Regions from separate parts of the Homo sapiens genome. Here region 1 is linked to region 2. A link is a loop called in an ENCODE intact Hi-C map of the cell type or tissue named here. Cell type or tissue: MCF 10A. All regions are shown on one strand. Links, peaks and the distances in the headings refer to the core of each region. The heading gives the core; the rest is flanking DNA. Region 1 overlaps TPRG1 (tumor protein p63 regulated 1). Region 2 has its middle 7.2 kb from the start of TPRG1-AS1.

Region 1 (6,408 bases), core at 2,061-4,560, 280 kb before region 2:
ATAAAGTTTAAGTCTTGGTTCAACAGTTTCCATCCAGTGGATACTCACCTCCAAACAGTGATAGTCACCTCCTCCTCCTCCACTTTGAGAGAAAGAGGAAATTCTTGAGAGTCTGCTTGACATTCTCAGTCTTAGTCAGAAAGAGATGAAGACTAAAATTTCTTATCAGATATCTACATAAACTTCCCTAAATAGATTGCATCTACTTAGCAGTAAGTTATAAGCTGCTGCCTAATAAACCAGACTTGTTTTAGTCTAAAAAAACTGCAGCTTTTGGTTGAATGGTTTTACTGAAAATGTCAGCACTCCATAATGAGATGTATTTTAAAAGGTAAAGGATTCAGAAAAAAAGGAGGATTCTTTTTAGGAATACAGAGTGCTCTGCTCTGACACAAACTCTGCATAATTTACATGTCAGGAATATCTAAATTCAAGTAAACATACAGGCTTATAAATAGTTTGGGGCCACCATCTCAAGTTCCTGGGTTGTGTATTGATTTATTTAGACATCATTCACACTTTCTCCCCTAAGAACTCATGGAGAAACATTAAATTGCATATTCCAAACATTAATAGCATTGAGCTTTAAGTGGCAATAACAACAAATATAGGAATAAAGATATATTGTGTTTGTACAGCTCAGAAAGGTTTACAAGGTCCTTGAATATCAACATTGTCCTTTAATCTTCACAAGAACCCTTTGGTCTAAATGTTATTACCCTCATTTTGAAGACAAACTAAGGTCTACAGATCCTTAAAATGACTTGTTCAATGCTCTGCACCCAACAAACAGTGGTGCAGGGACTCGACACAGGTACTGAGACACCATATCCAGGCATAGTGTTTGCTTTCTCCTCAGTACTACCAACCTTTCAAAAGTGGACCCTTCAGTGTGGTTTGTAAACATGGTAAAACCAACCTCTGCAAGAAGCTGATGTGATGAGACACACCATTCCTAGAATTTTTCCTTCTAGCAAACTTCTTCAGAACAACAATCAAGACTGTCTTTTTCCGCCCTTGTCCCCTTTCAGTGTCCCCTAGCTTGGGGAAGAACCCTCCCTCCATCCAGTTATTCAAGCTAGAGACCTGGGAGTCATTCAGACTCACCGTATTTCCTCACATTCCATGCCTAGTCCTACAAATTTTACTCCTAAGATAAAGATGTCAACACCACCCACCTCTCTCCATCTTCCCTTTCACTCTTCTAATTCAGTCTTTCATCATCTGCTGCCTAGATGATTGCAATCACTCTCACTCTAGGCTTGGGTTACTAGTCACCCAAACCTGATTTACTTACATATACTCTTGCTGCCTTCCAATCCCTTCACCCTACTGCAGTGAGGGGATCCTTTGGAAAAAAAAAAAAAAAAAGCAAACCTCATCTTTACCGCCCTACCCTGGTTCAAAACACTTCAACAGTTCTTGCTTTTCTGAGAAATTACAAAAACCTTACCCTGGTCTAAAAGTTTCTGCAGGGTCAAGCTCTACCTACTTCTTCAATTCCCTCTCAGGCCAAGTCCCTCCACTCCATTTCCTTTATCTTCTTTCAGATCCTTGTATTCACTGTGCCCCCTCCAACTTAAAGGCCTTTGTACATGCTGTTCCCTCTGCTGGCAATGTTGTTCATGAATCTCCACCTAGTTAACTCTGACAGAGCTGAGCTCCATTACCCTTTACTCCAGCAAGCCTTCTCAAACCTCTGTGGCTACTTGTCTTCTTTCTGATATACACTTTCAGACCACACATATTTCCCACTTATGGTACTTACCTTGGATGCTATTGTATAGTTATTTCTATGATTACATAATTAATGTCTGTCTCCCCTCCTATACTGTAAACTCTGAAAATACAAATTCAGTTCTTAGCCTTGTGTCTCCAAGGTTGTAGTATCCAAAACATACTTCTGAAATGAATTACTAAAAACACAAGCTATCCTGGCACTGCACAACCTATATGCCTTGGTTCATGCTGTTTGGGGAACCCGACTTTCAGGTTTATATATTGCAATAGTACCCCACAAAATAACGTATTTTCTGTCAATAAACAATCAGTAACATTGCGGAAATGTTCATGCCAAAATAGTGAGAAAGAGCAGGATACAGAATGTTACCTGCGGTATCCTTCCGATTTTGTATCAACAACAAAATAATCCACATATCAAAATGTTAACAGTGATTATTTGTAAGTGGTGGAATTTCAGGTGACTTTTATTACTTTTTATGCTTTTATTTGCCAGAGTTTACTTTTTCTGACCATAAACACATTAAACTTTTTGATATCAGTGGCATTTTTTAAATAAATTACCCATCCATAGGTTTGCAGCTTAAATGCTGTCTATTCCATGGAAACTTACCCTCACCTCCCCTACCCACAAGTGGCTAATATCTTTCCTCCCTTTAAATATGCACAAGGCCAAGCGTGGTGGCTCAGGCCTGTAATCTCAACACTTTGAGAGGTTGAGGTGGGAGGCTCACTTGAGCCCAGGAGTTTGAGACCAGCCTGGGCAACACAGGGAGACCTTGTCTCTACTAAAAATAAAAAAATAAGAAAGATAGCTGGGTGTGTTGGTCCGCGGCTATAGTCCCAGCTACCTGAGAGGCCAAGGTGAGAGGGCCACTTCAGTCCGGGAGTTTGAGGTTGCAGTGAGCTATTGTAGCACCACTGCACTCCAGCCTGGGGTACAAAATGAGACCCTGTCTCCTTCAATCAATCAATCAATCAATGTGCACATGCCTCTATCAGTGCTTCAGTTGTGGCCCTAATCACAGTTTTCTCTATGTTACAGTGCTTTCTATCCTACCCATTCCTCCCTCCACGCATATTAAATGGATGCCTCTCTAGTGTAGAATCAGTGCTTTATTTTTATCTGTGTCTCCTCACTGTGCTCAGCAAAGAGTCAAAGAGAGAGTAAGGGCTCAACAAATGAGCAGGTCACAGAATGAAAAATATAGAACCATGAGATCCATTCCCTCTGTTGTGAGAGCCCGTCTTCCCTGGCGAAGGAGTCTGTGCATCTCTTCCAGTTGCCACTTTTCCTCAGCACCATTATCACTTCCCCAATTGAGGAGATGGAGCCTAGGTTCTCCCCCAGATAAAAAGGCACCTGAGAACTCGTGAGTCTTCAGTTTCCTGGGATGACAACAGTTTCACCAGCAGAGGGCAACAGGCAACTAGGAATCACAGGCTGGATCCATCCTGAGAGCTTCCAGTGCCCACACCCAGTTACTCAAATCATCACAGATGCCCTCCCAGTGGCCCCAGTCCCACGCCCAGCAATACTTTCAGTTGCTCTTTTAAAGCTGTGTCAAATTATTTTGTGGTTTGGAAATAATTTCCTTCCAAGAAAGATTTTATTTTAATATTATTCTCTGTCTCCCTCTCTTGCACACAAACACACACACACACACACACACACACACACATACACACTCAGTAGAGGTATCTTCCTTTATATTAAATAGTTACTATTCCTAATTTACAAATCAACCTTCATGCACCCTTCAAACCTCTTAGCCCAGCCCTTGAAAAGATAGTATCTTGGCTAACAAGGAATCAGCAACCCAGGAGGAAAAAACTGAATCATTCATTCCACACGTATTCCCTGATCACCCACTGGGTTTCAGGCCCTGAAGAGGATCCAATTTTGTTTTGCTCTTCAAACACAAACAGATGAAAAATGCACGGCACTAAAGGAAAGCAATTTCTCTCCCTCTGAGTTAAGTGGAGTCGTGGAAGACCTTTAGCTAACTAATCCACAGATTCACATATTTTTCTTTCAGTCATTTGGTTCCTCTTCCCCTGGGTCTTTCCAATTTGCTTAAAATAGAGGACTCTCAAAGTAAACACAGGATACTAATAGAAACCCAATGGTCACCAACCTTCCCTGTTCCCAGGTTTCCTGACTTGACTCCCTGGAGTTCACTTTTCCCCCCACTATCCCATGCAGACAGTCACATACCAGGCTCTGTACTAATTACCAGGAACAGAGAGAATATTATACCATTATTAAGGAATATACAATCCTCTGAGATGTGAGGGGGAATATGTAAGGAAGAGTAGTGTGGTGTAACGAGGCTTGACAATGGTAACTCAAGCCCACAGAAGCTGAACTCAGGTCCCCAGATTCCCAGCCTCTTGCCCATAGGGCTTGCTACTCCATGTATCTATTCGATGCCCTTGAAAAAGGTTATCTTATCAACCCTTCATTTCCTGCTGTTTGGTAAAAATCTCAAGGTTGGAAAAGCACAAGTTGCAAAGTACGAATGATTCTTTGAAATGTTCACAAGGAAAGGACTCAGGAGTATTTATTCAGGAGTATTTATTCATTTTGTTAACACTTCTTTAAGGTGCACTTAGTATAAGACAGACAGAGTATCCCCATAAAAGACAGGTAGGAAAAACCTGGAAACACCCATTTATGTATCCCTTAAAAGCTACTTTTTCTCTTTAGTAAGGAAAGTCCTACCATGAGTTCCATCATATTGTTCCAGTTGATTACAGAAAAAAAAAGTGGCCATTTTTTTCTTTATAAAACAAAGGGCTTTGTAAGTTCTAAAAATACAATAAAAATCACAAACATTAAGTTTTAGTTGAAAGAGATAGATATACACCCAAACACACACACACACACACACACACACACACAAACCAGGTTTGAAGCTTCTGAAATTTACATGAACTGAGGAATAATTCTGCCATGAAGTTTTCTTAGATTATAACAACAGAAGCCTCCATATATTGAGGGTCTTCTATGGATCAGGTATTGTGCTAGTAGCTATGCACATATCATCTCTTTTAATCTTCACCAACAATCCTGATAAATACAGATGAGCACAAGATTCCTGAGCAGTGACGGGCTTTCTATCACACAGGTCTGGGGTTGGAAATGCAGCTCTGCCACCTACTAGCTGTATAATCTTGTAAAAGTTACTTATCCATTCTAAGATTTGGTTTTCACGTCTCCAGCATGAAGATAATAATAGTGTATTCCTCATAGGACTGTTGTTAGGATGAAAGAGATATGACATACGGAGAATTTAATGCAATACCAAGCACACAAAAATGTTCAAATATTGTTGGTTATTAATATGATGGTGACGATGATGAAGATTCTTCTAAATCCCTTAAACACTTTGTATATTCACTGAATAACAAATGAGTTAATGAGGGGGTGAGTGAAGTAAATCTACTTAAAGAGAAGTCCTCAAGCCTATAATAGTTTTCGGATATACAAAATATTTTCATTTTAATTTCCTAAAAAAATTAAAAGAGAAGTCATTAATTCCATATGTATGTGTGTGTGCATATATATATATATATATATGTTTTATAGGTGTTTGTATGAGAGAGAGAAGAAAAGAGAAAAAGGTTTCTGTCAGTTTTTCTGGCATAACTAGTTGTATTTTTATTATACTGCAAGTTACTGGAAGTTATACTTAAGTTACTCTGACTTAAAATACAGACCATGCATTATATGTAAAGTTCCCTTTGCAGGTGACTGCTGTGGAACACCTTATAAGTAAGAACCTGGAAAAGTTGGAAAAAAGATCCAAATGGAAACTCATGAGAGTATCAGTTGAAGGAGTTATGCTACATTCATTTAGATACCCTAGCCAGAGAAGCCAATGGAGGAGGCAAATACGAGCCCCCATCAGAAGACACAGGGCAGCAGCTCAGGATGATATTAATAGCTGAAAAGTGAAGTTACTGATTTGTGATTGAACTTCTTCTCACTACGTGGCATAAAGAAGGCATTTCTTTAGAAACCCAATACCAAGTAATCAGGCCAGAAGTAATCCCCCTACTGATCCAATAAATATTAATTAAGCCACTATTGCACTCCAGGCACTAGTGGTATAATGGTGAACAAAACAAGCCCCTATTCCTCTGGCGCTTACATTCTAGGAGGGGACACAGACAAAAGGAGACAGACACATCAATACAGAGACCTGGAGAAAAAGGAAATAGGAGAATACCCGGGAGAATAGTATTCTAGGTAAAGCGAAATGCTGTTGCAAAGGCCCTGAGGTGGGATCCATGGAGGTCCATGAGACAGAAAGGAGGCCAGCATGACTGAAGCAAGAGAGCAAAGAGAGTGGAGGGAGATTGGGGCAGAAGCCAGATCACATGCAGGGACACAACACATTTTTTTTTTGCAATTTATGACTATTTTTCATGTGAAATGGTTATGATCCCCCACTTTACAGATGGAACAACCAAGCCTGAATAAAGTGACATGGATGAAGTGACAGAGCCAAGGCCAGAATCCAGCTAGCTGACTCTCATCCCAGGCTGCATACATTCCATCAAGCCGCTTTTCCCACTTATTTTCCTTACAGGACCAGGCAATTTTGCTCTCTCTACTGCACTACCATCAGTAAGAGGATATTTTAAATGCTACACAAAAGT
Region 2 (6,408 bases), core at 1,832-4,331:
TTTTAACTTAAGACTTTCACTTGCCAGTAGGTAGAGCCAAGGCCTCTCTTTAAGTGCACATTTTCCATTTGTGAAGCTCCATCTCATTTTTCTTGAATAAATCACTCCCATCATGCATCCTCTATTAGTTGAAGTTTCAGGTATTTTTGTTTTTGTTTTCTTTTCTTTTGTTCTTTGTAGCAGATAAAAACCTTAGAAACTTGCACAATTATTCTGGATTTTAATCTTTGTGTTATTCTTCTACAGTTATCTCATCCACAAACTAATTTTAGATCATTTTTTCAGCAATTCTTCCCTCTTGAGCCTTTCCAAAGCAATCAATTTAATTTTTATGGACACAGTCTCTTTATTTTTATACTTATATTTCATCTATTTGCATAATATTTAAATTATATAATTGCATTTACTAATAAAAGTAGCATAAACGGGTTTGAGGAAAAAATCAGCTGGTTCTTTGTATGCATCAGATTTGATTAATGGGAGAAGACAGACATCAGGAAACTAGAAAGCAGCCTACCACCCATGAGCACTTAGCATGCTATGAGCATCTGTCAGAATGTACAAAGGGAATGGAGAACTTAGGTTGGTTACCTGAGAGAGAGTTACATCTACTGAACAATTAAGTGCTCCTCATCACGAAAGAAAAGGAAAGAATGCGGACTGAATCCTGTGCCCTGAAAGTCGAATCAGCATATACCTGCTGTTTCTATGTCACCAAGAGGCTGATTCCAGGTGGGAGACTCTGGAAGATGAAGCGATTGGATCTTGAACCCAGAGCACCAGCAAAAGGTCCTGAGTTCCATAACAAGCTTTACTCCAGAGTCGCTGGTGTTGGGGAAATATTTGTAGTCATTTGGTCTAAGTTCCCTTGTTTTAGAATTAGACAATTTGACTCTCACATTTCTAAGGTTCGTTTTTAATTCCAAAACAAAGTCTGGTTGTTATCATTCTTTTTGGCCTTTTTCCCTTAGGTCCAATGCAGAGACGATGACCACTAGGGGTCAGACTTTTTACATTACTCCTCTTGAAAGAAGGAACCCAAGTCTTGGATTTTTTAACTGGGGAAAAACTAGAGAGGTCGTCTATCCTGGTAAGTAATGCTTCATTTAAACTCATTCAACATGTGTGACTATTATATTCTTAAAGATTTCTAAGAAATAGAGGTTTCATGATGCTCCCTTCCAAGGAAGTTTTTGATATCTAACCTAGATCCTTCAAATGTAATTTCAATCTATTTCTTATTTGTGATGTCTCAGTGGAAACTATTAATCATTGACTATTATCCTCTGAGTAAGAAATGTATTTATCTGAGCATGTATCAGTTCATGTCTCATTTCTCTAGCTGTCAAATAGGGGTCTAGGACTAGAATCACTTTTTCAATTAATAGTTCAATAAATAAGCAAGAAAAATAAGGTTCCAACTTAAATAACTCAAAATCAAACTGCCAGTCAATGGCTGGGCCAGGATTAAAATTGGGTTTTACATAACTCCAAAGTCCACATTGTTCTCACTAAGAACACTTCTTGCTGTCTCTTACTTAGTGCTCCTGCTGGCCTCTGGCTACTTGGGAGAACCATCGGCCTTTTCATTTAAAAAAAAAAAAAAAGTGAAAGTGGGGGATGAAGAAAGAGGGTCCCCTCAAGCTGTAATGAAGCAGTCACTTCCTTGGTCATCTAGACCACTGCGGTGATGGGCTGAAGTTAGCTCAAGAAGCCATCGGCATCTCTCAGTGCAGGTTTTGACATGAAATGGCAACATTCAGGCTTTGTAGAAGAAGCTGAAGGCAGTAAACTCCAAGCCAGAGTAAAAATCAAGTGTGTTCTGATGTGTTGGATCAAAACTTGGGAACCTCATGTGCTCTATCCTACCCCTGATAACAGCTGCAAATGTTTGTTTTTTTTTCTCTAGCATCTGGCCGGCCCATGTGTAAACAGAATGAAGAGTCAGCATGGGGAAAGAATCTGAATGCCCCGTTTCTCAGCCTCTTAAGGATACAGTGAAATGGGACAGGGTCTGAGTTAGGAAACTCTTTGAAATTACACGGAGATTCAGGCAGCAGCTCCCAATGGCACTATAGAATCTCTCACCTATAAGTCCCTTTTTATGCAAGAAAGACAGTTAAACAAAGGTAGTGTTGGGTAGTGGTAAGAACAGTGGATTGAGAATTGGATGACTCAAATTCCAAATGAGGCTCCTATAATAACTGACCGTGAGCCTTTGGGAAGACTATTCTTTCTGGGTCTCATTTCACCATCTGAGTTATAAGATGGCGGAGTCTTCTCTAAGGTTTCATCCAGCTTTACTTTTCAACTTTTTGGCATAATTCTAGCTGTAAAACAGGGGTCTAGGACTAGAATCTACCATATTGCTATGTTTATTCAATAGGTATATTCCTAGCTACTGTTTCTTCCTTTGACTAAATGACACTTTAAAGGTTATATCAACTCCCCCAAATCTTTTATGTCGCTTTACCTTGTCTCAATCCTAAACAACAAGTTAGGACTAACATCAGTGCTAAAGATAGAATTCAACCTATCAATTATTGTTTCTGTTCAAAAGCTAATTATTTAATCAGGGTCTTCCACTTGTTCAAAATTATAAGCAGATTAAGTGCTGAGCATGATTTTTAATGTGAAACATATGACTTTGGTATTCAAATGTACTTTTAAAGTTTTCAATATCTTTTCAATTTCTAAAAAGTAGATCAGAGTAAAATTTTTTTAAAGTAAAGATACTATTAGCTTTGATAAATGAAGTACAAACTAAATAACATATTATGAATTTGTAAATTCATATACAAATATACCTTGAAAGCTAAGTAAAGAATGTTGACTTAATTTAGCAGGCAATGAATGGAAGAAGGTTTCTAACTGAAGGAGTAATTACAATCTGAGACTAGAAACTGAGTTATTCCAAGAAATTACTCTTTGTAACCCAGCAATTAAACCTCTCAAAGAAGGCAGAATTCTTAGTTTTATGCCCATTTCACTGGATTACATTTCCCCTCTTTAAATTCTATTTTTTCACCACATCGTGATCCTCTTAAGAAAAGTTGTCAAAGAAATGGAAATAGAAGGAATGAGAAATAAAAGTCAAGAAGACATTGTAGACTTGATCTGTCTTATTTGGAGCTTGTATTTAAACAGAGGTACTTTTCATCCTTTCAGAGTTCCAGTTGGCCCCACTTCCAAGATGGCTGAGGATGTTGGCTCCTGCTCCATTCCAGCAGAGGGCGCTCTTGGAGCAGGATTGGGGATGGCAGTGGGAAACTGGGAGGACAATCTGAGCCTCATTCACCAGCCACTTAAGTTTGGTGTGAATCTGAGTCCTTCTGGACTGACCTAAAAGACAGCTCATTGGTCCGTGCCTTACAGAATTCTATTCATAGTCTAGTTAAACTCTGATGAAGACCCCATTTTCCAGCTCTACCTTCTCTGCTTACTGTAGAGAAAAAAGTGACTAAATTATCCTCAAGAAATAGAAAATAAGTTAAGAAATGTGACATCTGGGCACGTGCACAGAGGAGCTACTGAGGACTGAGAAATCAGGAAAAGGTTAGCCAAAATAGGTGTGTGTGAGAGATGTCAAAACTGCTTAGCAAAATCGCCTGTCTACTTTCTACCTCGTCTTCCAGAAGGGAATTCATAAATTTTTTTAAAAAGTAGTAGCAATATCATGGGCAGAGCCCAAATAATGACACAAAATGAATCTTGTACAATTGGCCCTTTGTATCCATAGGTTCCACATCCATGAATTCAACCAAGTGTCGATGAAAAATATTTGGAAAAATAAATGGAAGGTTGCATTTGTACTGAACATGTAGAGATTTTCTTGTCATTCTTCCCTAAATAGTACAGTATAACAACGATTGACATAGCATTTACACTGTATTATTATGAGTAATCTAGCAATGATTTAAAGCATATAGGAGGATGTGCGTAGGTTATATGCAAATACTACACCATTTTATATGAGATACTTGAGCATCCCTGGATTTTGGTATCCTCAGAAGATTCTGGAACCAATCCCTCAAGGATACCAAAGGATGACTATACTAGGAATGAATAGCTGAAATCCATAAAGGTTTTTGAGCTCAAGAATGATGTGAGCAAAGCTTAGCAACTGGGTTGCCTAGCAAAAGATTTATCCATTGCAACCCAGGGACTGAGCTCCAACTTGTAGCAAAAAAAAAAAAAAAAAAAACAAAGAGCACCAAGGAGCAGTGGAGATCTGGGCTGTAGCCCTAGCTCCAAGACTTCTTGTCTCTGTGTCTTTGGCCAGGTTCCTTGGGTGCGTCTCTTCAAGCCTCAGTTTCTCTGTCCATCAAGTGTGGGAGCTAAACCACATAACCTGTCAGATTCATTTCATATTTTACATTTTGAGTCTGTGCGTTTGTAGCATATTAGAACAGTAATTTAATTTTTCCTCAGGGAATCCATGGAAGGCAGGTTAAAGGTAGCTGACCATTTATTATGTCATTCTTCAGTGAATAGACATGTCCCTGAGGGAAGAGAAGAGCTCTTCTCAGAGACTTCCAGTCGCATCCTTCCCTCCAATCGACATATGCCCTCCAGTCATGAGCAGTGGGGGTGTGGTGTGGGGCTAAGGGTGAGGAAGAGAGTATCTATTTCTTAGCTGGTTTATGGAATCCAAGGTGGAAGTGGAGTTTGATCAGTCACTCAGTGTAGACTGACTTTGGGGCAAATAGAAAGCGAGCACTAGAAGAAGCTTAAGAGCTCAACTGCTCTTCCCTATCATTTAGTAAATGCTAAAATGTAGATCTCAAGGCCACACAGTAATTGGTAGAATAAACCTGGATTATGGTGTTTTTATAGGCTAAATGTAACCTCCAGCATATAACCTCCTCACTTACTAATCCCTATATCTCTACCAGAACTATTTAGATTTTCTCCTCCTGCTCATCACTAGATTTTTGCACTGCTTAGAGATGATCACAATCTCTTTGATCCTTCTCACACAAAACTTCACCTCATATATAGGAGCAGTAAGGTAATAGTTTCAGTGGAATCTGCTGTCTCTTGTGATGCTCTGAAATTTGGATCTTTTGCCTGAACTAACATCTTAGGAGGGCTTCAGTCAGTTCACCATTCGTAAGTGGATTTATTTCTTCATTTCGTGCACTAACTTGGGTCCAAGTGAACCTTTATTTATTTATTTACTTACTTACTTATTTACATAAACCTACTTGAAAAGATATATGAGGAAGCTTATAATAAAAATCACAAGTATTTTTAAACCCAACTATAAAACAGGAGCACAAATGCAGTTATACTTAAACCTAAGTAGATCCACCCAAATTTTTAATGATTTTTTTTTTACTATATAAGTTCACTGATGAATTTTCCATCTGAAACTTTATATAAAGCAACTTAACAGATGCTATCTTTATAACACCATTATAATAAAGGCTCTTCTATGTACCAATGTTACAGCAAACCTTGGTAAGTGTCGGAGGTGTACTATCAAGTTGTACTTTGAAGATAGAGTTCTGGGGCCTCCAAGCCATGTAGTCCTCATTGATATAAAACTTCCTGAAAATTTAATAGGAAGATACAGACAGATTTGAAATATCTTGAGAAATAGCTAGTTTGCAAGAACCCCTATGCAGTCTTTCGTTTTGTTTTGTCTTGTTTTGTTTTTGAGACAGAGTTTCGCTCTTGTCACCCAGGCTGGAGTGCAAGGGCATGATCTCGGCTCACTGCAACCTCCGCCTCCCGAGTTCAAGCAACTCTCCTGCCTCAGCCTCCCAAGTAGCTGGGATTACAGGTGCCTGCCACTACGCCCAGCTCATTTTTGTATTTTTAGTAGATTCAGGGTTTCGCCATGTTGGCCAGGCTGATCTCAAACTACTGACTTCAGGTGATCCGCCAGCCTCGGCCTCCCAAAGTGCTGGGATTACAGCCGTGAGCCACTGCGCCTGGCCAGTCTTTTCAAATATTAGCTCTCTCAGCTGAACTAGGAAGTAGACAGCAGACACGTCTAGACAGAGGTCGCTGGCCAGGCCCTAAAGTGCAGATGTGCTGTGCTGTGGCCTAAAGAAAGATACCCAGAAAGTTCTTCAGACCTGCTAGAGATCGTGAGGCTGCTCAGGCTTCCTCCCTAAAGAACAAGGTCTCTGGACTTGGCTTTGTGTCTAACAAAGCAGTTACCGCATTCCCACCTCTTCCCCTGACCCAAACACACACACACCCTCCACACACACACGTCAATATGACAAGCTGTTTCCTCATGTTCTTTAGTATAGAATCACAGCATATTAGACCAATTTGCTGTTTAACCCATCTATTTAACAGATGAGAAACTGAAGCTCAGACAGAGGGGAGCTGCCATTTGCTTACAAGGTGACAGACCCCAGCTCCCATTTCTGCCCCTCCATGAAACAGTGT

What was found. Peaks named below come from ENCODE experiments on the same cell type or tissue, not always from the same donor. Only the 100,000 strongest peaks of a DNase experiment are listed, where the experiment ranks them.
Region 1: it touches region 2 in a loop (12-fold over the local background); 12 of 110 quality-filtered maps call a loop at or near these places.

What each region holds. Positions count from the first base shown.
Region 1 is chr3:189,230,181-189,236,588 of GRCh38, reverse strand. The region is part of intron 3 of TPRG1 (tumor protein p63 regulated 1); the gene reads right to left. Among named protein-coding and RNA genes, the nearest start is that of TPRG1-AS2, 7.2 kb to the left of the region's middle. In MCF 10A, for the core only: a CTCF peak has its summit at 3,143 (motif pointing right); a DNase peak (open chromatin) is centred at 3,168.
Region 2 is chr3:188,951,622-188,958,029 of GRCh38, reverse strand. No RefSeq gene overlaps it. Among named protein-coding and RNA genes, the nearest start is that of TPRG1-AS1, 7.2 kb to the right of the region's middle. RefSeq lists silencers at 536-830, 3,196-3,490 and an enhancer at 346-880. In MCF 10A, for the core only: a CTCF peak has its summit at 3,226 (motif pointing right); a DNase peak (open chromatin) is centred at 3,239.